2 separate regions of the Homo sapiens genome follow, and region 2 is linked to region 1. A link is an interaction called in ENCODE POLR2A ChIA-PET data of the cell type or tissue named here. Cell type or tissue: MCF 10A. All regions are shown on one strand. Each heading gives the region's core, and the rest is flanking DNA. Links, peaks and the distances in the headings are about the cores only.

What was found. ChIA-PET counts read pairs that join two places held together with the same protein. Peaks named below come from ENCODE experiments on the same cell type or tissue, not always from the same donor. Only the 100,000 strongest peaks of a DNase experiment are listed, where the experiment ranks them.
Region 2: POLR2A ChIA-PET joins it to region 1 with 5 read pairs; 3 of 35 experiments call an interaction of 5 or more read pairs at or near these places.

Annotation. Positions count from the first base shown.
Region 1 is chr16:22,068,394-22,073,466 of GRCh38, forward strand. The region is part of intron 1 of MOSMO (modulator of smoothened); the gene reads left to right. It overlaps LOC124903665 (a long non-coding RNA gene), which reads right to left and starts at 3,161. Exons shown (of 3, transcript XR_007065027.1): 1 at 3,089-3,161; 2 at 2,473-2,572. RefSeq lists a silencer at 2,415-2,709. In MCF 10A, for the core only: no CTCF peak of the experiment used is centred there; a DNase peak (open chromatin) is centred at 2,458.
Region 2 is chr16:22,234,360-22,239,432 of GRCh38, forward strand. The region is part of intron 2 of EEF2K (eukaryotic elongation factor 2 kinase); the gene reads left to right. Among named protein-coding and RNA genes, the nearest start is that of EEF2K, 31 kb to the left of the region's middle. In MCF 10A, for the core only: no CTCF peak of the experiment used is centred there; a DNase peak (open chromatin) is centred at 2,132.

The DNA of each region.
Region 1 (5,073 bases), core at 495-4,494:
AAAATAAAATGTACAACATAGTGGTTTTTCATACATTCACATATATGGATTTTCTTATAGTATTGTGCAACTATCACCAATGTCTAATTCCAGAATATTTGTAACATTCCAAGAAAAAGAAACCCTGTACTTCCCAATTTCTTTTTCCCCCATCCTCTGGCAACCACTAGTCTATTTTCTGCCTCTTTGGATTTGCCTATTCTGGACATTTCACATAAACGGAATCATACAATATGTGGTCTTTTGTGTCTGGCTGCTTTCACAAAGCATTGTGTTTTCAAGGTTTATCCATGTTGTAACATGTATTAGTAGTTCTTTTTTTTAATTGCTGAAAAATTCATTGTATGGCTATTTTGTTTTTTATTCATCAGTTGATGGACATTTGTATTGCTTCTACTTTTTGGCTATTATGAATAATACTGCTATGAACATTCATATATAAGTTTTTGTGTAAAGATATGTAGTCTCTTCCAACCCCAAGTTGGTGCACTGCAGGACAATTCAATTCTGACACTAATCACCTGGAGTTAGTGCAGACCTCACAAATTAAGGACTCAGTTCTCCACAAATTCAGATGCTGCCCCCAATGCAGATGCTATCCACAAGGTCAGGGGGTCCCCAGGCTACCTCTGCTTCTCACTGGCTACAACTTTAGGGGTTCCCATGATCTCTTCAGGTTCAGTAAGGAGATACAGTGCTTTGATAGGAGCCCAGAGGACAAGCACTCAACTCAGGATGGGAGTGTAAGAGCTTGTCAAGGAAGATAGCCCAGGAGCAACTTCTAAGCTGCAACTGGAATTTCTAGTCATAGGTACTAGCCAGGAAAAGAGGTTTGATAGAGTATTGTAGGCAGAGGGAACAGCATATATGAGGGCCTGGGGTGTGTATAATATAAGGAGATATATGAATTAGGAATTAATCTAAGAATTAGAGCATCAAGTATGAAAAGAAATGAAAGACTAGAAGCAGTATAATCCAGACCTTTACAGCCCATTTTAAAGAGTTTGGATTTAGGACAGAGAGTCACTATAGAAGAGCCAGATCCAAGAAAGATCCCTAAAGAACACAAAATTTTAACAAATGGGAAAGAAAAAAGTGTGTATGAAAGGAGGAGAAACTAAAGAGGCAGGAGGAAACCCAGTAGATATGGAGGGAGTTACCAAAACCAAAGGAAATGTGTTTGAAGAAGCTATATCAAATGCTGCTAAAATGTTTTTAGTCCAGGACTTTAAATGTTAAGCATCCATTAGAGTTGGTGTTATGGAGTGAGTGAGCTTCACAAGAGCTCTATCAAAATGGTAGTTGGGGCAAAAGCCAACCTTCAGTAGGTTGAAGAGTGAATGAGACTCTGGGAAGTGAAGGCAGCAGAGGAGGAGGAAATCTGGCCATGGCTGGGGGCACGGGAGGTTAGACAAAGCAAGACAGAAACAGAAAGCATGATGCCCCTGGAGGACGTGTTGGCATATGGGATAGTTTTGTTTTATGGTAGGGGAGACTTAAACACATTCAAACATTTTTGAGATCCAGAAGAGGATAGATATGAAAAGAGAAAATAATGTATTGGGCAAGATCCCAAAGAAGGGGAGGATGGGATCCAAAACACAAGGAGAAAGGATTGTGAGAATGAAAGAATGAATGTGTTCAGATACATTTGTAAGTTTGATGGTAGACAGTTGAGGATTTGCTGTCTGATGGCCTCTACTTTTTTCTGAGAAATAATAGAGACTGATACCTACTGAATATGAAGGAAGTGGTAGATTTTTTAAAGGAGAGTGCAGGAGTCTTGGAACAGCCTCAGCAAAGAACAGTGAAGCACGGAATTAGTGAGACCTAATTAGTTTCTAGACAGAGATGACGGCCCTGAGATTAAAATTTAGAAATTTACAGCAGCACCCGTCTGCTCTGATGTGATTTTCTCCATCAGCATTCCACAGCCTGAAGGTTAGTACAAGAAGGAAGAAATTTCTATTGAGTCAGGGCTATCATTTTTGCCAGGTGGGTGCATGAAAAGATAAAAGGTGGTAACATAATGGATCAAGGACTCTAGGCTGGGTAGGGAAAGACATGAAGGCAAGAGGAAAGTGAGAGACTGGGAGAAACTGTAAGGATGGGTGACTGTAAACTCCCGGGAGGGTAAGAACAGGTGAAAGTCACAGGAAGGCATACTACAGTGGAGAGTAGGGCTCAGCCCCAGCCTATTATGTTACTCAGGTTTTCAGACACTGTCCATGTGTGGCTCATTAAGTTTCTTTGATTTACCTGTTCACTCTTTTTTTTTGGCCAGTTTGCTATTTATAAGCACCTATATCCTAAAATACAATTTAGAAATCATAGCAGATAAAAATCATCACCACTAGCTATGTTTCTAGAGGAAAAAATTAGGTGTGTGACGTTTTTAAGTTACCCGTAGGCTGTTGTTTTGTTTTTGTGCTTCTACTCATTCAGAGGGCGAGCTGCCAGCGTCTGACTTACCCAGGGAGGTGCACAGGGCTGTGTACACTGGGGTCTTTCCCCTTCCTGCTCCCCATCTTCACGTGCAATCCAATTCTAAATTTCTTCAGCCAGCCCATTGCTAAAACATGAAACTCCGTAATTTCAGTTCAATTGGGATACTACCCCTCGCTCAAATACAAATGCTCTTGGGAAAGGCAGTATGTTAAGCTTTTATCAATCATTAAGACATTTGTGGTAGAGTATTTTTTGGCCTGTGTAACCAGTGAAACAGCTTGCCAAGAACAGATTTTATTTCCCCAAGGAGGAAGTAGAGCAAGAGATCCACATCTGTGGTAGGGATTGGGCACTCCAAATCATAGTACCTAGAGCTGACAGGGAGAGCCCCGTGAGAGGAGGAGAGCATTGTCCGGAGGAGGAAAACGTAACAGGGAGATGGAAGAAGATAATAGCTAATGTTAACTTCGCTATTTTTGCTCAAATCCAACCCTGTATGGGAAAACGCTCTCTCTGGCCAGGTTGGCAAGCACTCCACATGATTTGCTCTGACAGACTGGTGGCCGTGCGCCTTTCTGCCTTACAGCCCCTGTGTTACAGATTTTCTGTGACACTGCTTTTACATGTAGTGATGACATACCTTATAATCATCCTCACTGTGGCAACAGACATGCTCAGACTGGCTGTATTAAATCGTTTTAACAGTGTCTGGATTTACAGATGATGAGCGTCGAAGCTTCTTAAGATGCCCCCACTTAATGGAGTAAGACTCAGGATGACTTTCCTTTTGTGTGTTATGCTGCACAGGTGAGATGCTGAGAGGCATGTGGGATGCTGTAGTTTCTAGTTCCATTTCCTTTTTCCTATTGTGTACAAGTCTTTTATTTGGCTGGGTTAGTTACCTAGGAAACAGCTGCAGGGTACAGATGGATTGGCTGTTTGGGGAATGGAATTACAGGCCCCTTCAAGAGGCAAAAAGACCTGTTGGATAAAACAAAAATTCGTGAATGGCTGAGCTTGTATTTAATAAGTGTGCAGAAACCACATTAAGATAGCTCTACAGTAGAGAACTTATTTAATGCAGTGCGATTTTAAATTTAGCTTGTTTTTAATACATTTAAACTCACTTAATGCTTATGAATTCCACTACTGCAGGCCATTTTGGGGTTTCCAGTGGAGTGGAAGGTGCAGTTCCCTCCTCTGAAAAGCTCATGTCCTGTTTGGGGATAAAAAGAAGCTACCTTAAAGTAAGTGCATGGTTGTATGATACAGACTAAATGTGTTAAGGGAATTTAGAAGAAGTAAAAGATCTTGACTATTAATGTGGGTGATGAGTCTGAAGCTCAAGGAGGTAATTCCTTGAGGTAAAATATTAAATTTGAAGGCCTGGTGAAAGTTCGGGTACTAACAGACCTGAATTTATAAGATTTAATAGTAACAGCACAGTTAGCCTTGCAAATTCCCCCAGTCAGCTTACAGAAAATATATGACTGTGTTATAAATGTTGTCAACTTAGAGTCTCACTCAAGAAAATGAACTTTAACAATGTTGACTGACCACTGTTTGCATTAGCCCTTGCATATTTAAGGAAAGTCTATTTTTACTGAATGTGTGAGCATATTAGTTGTTGAATCTCTGACTGCTACTATGCTGAGCACGAGAGAGACTCAGCAAAATATTTGTGTATTGGCTGGGTGCGGTGGCTCACGCCTGTAATCCCAGCAGTTTGGGAGGCCGAGACGGGCGGATCACGAGGTCAGGAGATCGAGACGATCTTGGCTAACACGGTGAAACCCCGTCTCTACTAAAAATACAAAAAAATTAGCCGGGCGTAGTCGTGGGCGCCTGTCGTCCCAGCAGCTCGGGAGGCTGAGGCAGGAGAATGGCGTGAACCCGGGAGGCGGAGCTTGCCGTGATATCGCGCCACTGCACTCCAGCCTGGGTGACAGAGCGAGACTCCATCTCAAAAAAAAAAAAAAAAAGTGTATTGATTTTCTTATATACAGTATGCCTTCTGTTTGTCGATTAGCATTAGCTTTTTTTCTTCTAGAATAGAGCTGCTATTTGGTTTTGATTTATTGTGATAAGGAATTTGATAAATACAGGACTATAGCTATTCTTTTAAAGCTAAACCGTGGTCAGATTATTTGCAGTTTTATAGAAGGTGTTGAAATTTTCGTGCTTGTTCTGTTTGTAGTCACTTGGTGTGGTGTGCTAGACAGAGGAGGAGGAAAGCAATTCCACTCAGAATCTACAGGCACAGGAGGTTAAGTTAAATTTCATTTCTAACGCTGAGAGAGTAAGAAAGTCAACATAAGGATACTCAAATATTTAGAAGGAAAGTTCAGTTATGATGTACTGAACCTACAATTTTTAATGTTTACCAGCAAAAAAAATCAAATGTAAATCTAAGTTCACTAGGTATGTAGTTACCTTTGTAACTGTACAGACTTTGTATGTTAAATTGAGAAGAAAGTTGCTAATATAATAATTCATAATATTGCATTTTGTCAGAGGGTCTTTCATTGCCAGCAGTTACATCTTTTATAAATGGAACAGTGACTAGAAAAGGATAATTTGTTAACGGTCTTTTGCTGAATGATCAGGAGGAGTTTCCTGTTAAGA
Region 2 (5,073 bases), core at 577-4,576, 170 kb after region 1:
CAGCCTGACCAATATGGTGAAACTTCATCTCTACTAAAAATACAAAAATTATCTGGGCGTGGTGGTGTGAGACTGTAGTCCCAGCTACTCAGGAGGCTGAGGCAGGGGAATCACTTGAACCCGGGAGGCGGAGGTTGCAGTGAGCCAAGATCGCACCACTGCACTCCAGCCTGGGCAACAGGAAAAAAAAAAAAAAATTTTAGCAGTTTTTGGAAATATAATTCACATGCCATACAATTTACCCATTTAAAATGTACTATTCAAAGCCTTTGAGTATATTCATAAAATTATGCATCCATCACCACAACCACTTTTAGAACATTTTACCCAAAAACTAAATTCTATACCCCTTAGCCATCACGCTCTAATATACACATCCCACCCAGCCCCAGGCAAACACCAGTCCACTTTCTGCCTCTCTGGACTTGCCTTTTCTGGACGTTTTACATAAATAGAATCATACAACATGTGGCCTTTTATGTCTGGCTTCTTTTGCTAAGCATAATGTTTTTTGTTGCTTTTTTTTTTTTTTTTTTTTTTAGGGGCGGTTTCACTCTGTTGCCCCTGCTGGAGTGCAGTGGTGCCATCTCTGCTCACTGCAACCTCTGCCTCCCAGGTTCAAGTGATTCTCTTGCCTCAGCCTCCTGAGTAGCTGGGATTACAGGCAACATGGTGAAACCCCATCTCTACTAAAAATACAAAAAATTAGCCGGGCATGGGGGCGCACACCTGTAGTCCCAGTTACTGGGGAGGCTGAGGCGCAAGAATTGTTTAAACCTGGGAGGCAGAGATTGCAGTGAGCTGAGATTGTACAACTGCACTCCAGCCTGGGAGACAGAGCAAGACTGTGTCTCAAAAAAAAAAAAGTGCAGATATTTTGCTATTAAGATCTTAGTGTATAGTTCAGACTTTACTGTATTTCACTTTAAATATACACAAATATGGACATTTTGTTGCTACTGTAGAATCATGCTATATATGTCTTCAGTAACCAGTTTTTTTCGGCAAGCAAGAAATCATCATGTCTTTTCAGATCAGTAAATATGGATGTAGTGTCTTGATGGCTCTGTCAGCCCATTGTATGGCTACACCACAGTTTCTTTAAGCATTGCCTCTTGTGGGATACTTAGGCAGTTTCCACGTTTGTTTGTTTTTGAGATGGAGTTTCGCTCTTGTTGCCCAGGCTGGAGTGCAATGGCACGATCTCAGCTCACTGGAACCTCTGCCTCTCGGGTTCAAGTGATTCTCCAGCTTCAGCCTCCCAAGTAGCTGGGATTACAGGCATGCACCACCACGCCTGACTAATTTTGCATTTTTTAGTGGAGATGGGGTTTCTCCATGTTGGTCAGGCTGGTCTCGAACTCCTGACGTCAGGTGATCTGCCTGCCTCAGCCTCCCAAAGTGTTGAGACTACAGGCGTGAGCCACCGCGTCTGGCCAGTTTGTTTGTTTTTTAAGAGATAGGGTCTCATGCTGTTGCCCAGGCTGGAGTGCAGTGGCACAATCATGGGTCACTGTAGCCTCGACCTCCTGAGCTCAAGTGATCCTCCCACCCCAGCTCCCCAGGTAGTTGGGACTAAAGGCATGCGCCATCACGCCTGGCTAATTTTTGTATTTTTTTTTTTGTAGAAATGGGGTCTTGCTATGCTGCCCAGGCTGCTCTGGAACTCCAAGTGTCAAGTGATCCTCCTGCCTTGGCCTCCCAAATTGCTGGGATCACAGGCATGACCACTGTGCCTGGTTTCCAGTTTTTTGCTGCTGTATTCCATGCTGGGTTCCACTGATAATTGTACCAAACCTCTAAGTGCATGTGGCATAGATTGTGGCCTCTACACACCACTGTTGGTCTCTTTCCATTCCAGAGCCTCACTGTGTTCCCCCACTTCTTCCCGCTTCTTTTATTTGAGCCCTTGAGTTTGGTTAAGCCCATTACTGCTCTGCAGGAGGGGAGAGTAGTTGGGCTGTCTCTGAGTTGTATTTCTTTTTTTTTTTTTTTGCCTCGACTTCCCAGGTTCAGGTGATCCTTCCACCTCAGCCTCCTGAGTAGCTATTACTACAGGCGCATGGCACCATGCCTGGCTAATTTTTTGTATTTGTAGTAGAGGCAGGGTTTCGCAATGTTGCCTAGACTTCTGAGCTGTATTTCATAAAGTCTGCAGAAGTGATGATGGGGAAAAAAATGATTTTATAACATGAAGTGACTGTAACAGGTGATAAAGGCTTGGGTGAGTCACTGGATGTGTCCTCAAGTAACCAGGGGCCTTGATTACTGTGATAATGGCAATAATAACAGTAATATAAAATTGGCAACAACAGTGATAACATCCCACGTGCCAAAACATTTGCAAACACATTGCCGGCACTCCACCCTCACTCCTGGCATACTCGATGAAGTAAATTATTATTACTATAGTAATCATTATTATTATTTCCATCTCCCTTTCCTGGTATATAATTATTATGATTTCACTATTATTTATTTTTATTTTGTACTCTCAGACTTTGAAGAACCACAGCCTTTCTATTCTGTAGCCAGAATTATGTTTTCCTTTTTTTATGAAATATCCACAGACCTCTTTTTTTTTTTTTTTTTTTTTTTTTTTTGAGACAGAGTCTTGCTCTGTCACCCAGGCTGTAGTGCAGTGGTGCAATCTCAGCTCATTGCAACCTCCACCTCCTGGGTTCAAGCGATTCTCATGCCTCAGCCTCCTGAGTAGCTGGGAGCACAGGCACACGTCACCACGCCCAGCTAATTTTTATATTTTTTGTAGAGAGGGGGTTTCACCATGTTCACCAGACTGGTCTCAAACTCCTGGCCTCAAGTGCTCCACCTATGTCGGCCTCCCAAAGTGCTAGGATTACAGGCATGAGCCACCACACCCGGCCCATAGCCCTCTGTTCTATGTAAGATTAATTAACCTACTCAACAACTGAGTTCCGGAATCCTTAGAAATAGAGGATATTAGAGCTGGCACGGCCTTAAGAATCATCTAACCTGGCCAGGCGCAGTGGCTTATGTCTGTAATCCCAGCACTTTGGGAGGCCAAGACAGGTGGATCACTTGAGTCCGGGAGTTTGAGACCAGCCTGGGCAACATGGTGAAACTCTGTCTCTACAAAAATACAAAAAATTAGCCAGGCGTGGTGGCGTGTGCCCATAGGCCCAGCTACCCGGGAGGTTGAGGTGGAGGTTGAGGTTTCAGTGAGCCATGATTCCATTACTGCACTGCAGGCTGCGCAACAGAGTGAAACCCTGTCTCAAAAAAAAAAAGAAAAGAAGAAAACTCGTCTAACCCAGTAATTTTTGTTTCTTAACTTTGATTTACACAGGCATTACCTAAATACATTCTCATTGTAAAAAGAATGCAAACAACATAGATAAACTGAGGTCTCTTTGAGCAACTTCTTATCCCTTTCTATTCCCAGAGATAAGAATTATATTAGTTTCATATAAATTACTTTTCAGACCTCTTTTTGTGCATTTGCATATAAGTATACATTTGTGTGTATGTCTACAGACACACACATCCTTAGAAAATCCATGGTATTGATTTGTGGGTTTCCGCCACCAGTAAGTGGTATCATAGTGTTTGTATTGTTCTGTAACTTGCTTTTTTCCCCCCTAAACAATAGGTCTTAGAAATTGCCCATGCTGGGTGCGGTGGCTCACGCCTGTAATCTCAGCACTTTGGGAGGCCAAGGTGAGTGGATCACCTGAGGCCAGGAGTTCAAGACCAGCCTGACCAATATGGTGAAACCTGATCTCTACTAAAAATACAAAAATTAGCCGGGTGTGGTGGCACTCACCTGTAATCCCAGATACTCAGGCAGCTGAGACAAAATTGCTTGAACCCAGGAGACGGAGGTTGCAGTGAGCAGAGATGGCGCCACTGCACTCCAGCCTGGACGACAGAGTGAGACCACGTCCCCCACTCCCTGCCCGGGGGGAATACAAAGATCACCCGTGCTAGCATCTTATTTTGAGTATACCAAGTGTATGTGATCATCCCCCTACAGATGGGCAGTTTGTACTGCCTGATCATTATGGCATTATAAGTGCTGACCTTGAGGCTAGAGTTCAAGACCACCCTGGACAACATAGAGAGACTGTCATCTCTACACACACACAATTTTTTAAATTAGCTGGGCATGATGGTGAGCACCCATAGTCCCAGCTACCTGGGAGGCTGAGTTGAGAAGATTCGTTGAGCCCAGGAGTTGGAGGCTTCAGTGAGCTATGATCCCACCACTGCACTTCAGCCTAGGCAACAAAGTAATAAATACCTGGTCTCAAAAAAAAAGAAAAAAGGAAAAAAAAAAAAAAAAAAAGCACTGATCATCCTTGGACCAGCTTACCTGGACACACCTGGGTAGGTGATAGGAATGGCTGGGTCAGAAGTCGGTGCAGAAGAAGGTTCATAGCCACTGCCAGGTGGCTCTCAAAGATGGCAGTACCTGCTTCCATTCCCCACCTGATGGTAACATTACTGGTGATTTGTAGCTCCAGCAGGAGTCACCCATAATAAGCACTGCCACCCCAGTGAGCCACTGTTTTTGGTGGGAGTGTGTCTACCCTGGGTGCAGGGGCCACAAAAAAGTGGACCACCAGCAGCCAAAACCTTCTTCATCCTTGTTTGTAAACAAGGAAATGGAGGTTCCCACAGCCAGTCAGTAAGCTGGAACCAGAGTCAGGGACATGAATGTTAGTACAGTACTTTTTATACTGTGCTTATTAAAAAAAAAAAAGTCAGTTGCATTAATCCCACCTGTTGCCAATAAGGTCTGGCATGACTCTGTTCTGGGTTTGGAAAAAAGGTAATTTTTATTCTATGAAATACCACACCCTCTAATTCTGCAGTACTTTCCTCCCTGTTTTGTGGTTGGTGCCACGGCATCCAGCCAGGAGGTAATTTCTGTTGCTAATCTTCACTGAATGGGGACGGTCCCTGTTAGTGGCTTACGGAGTGGCGGAGTCGTTTGAGAGAGGCACTGTCAGAGAATTGTGTGTCGTAGACAGAGAACAGGGCACCTGTACAGACATGCTTGGAAGGGTGGCCTGCTGAATTCTCAACCCT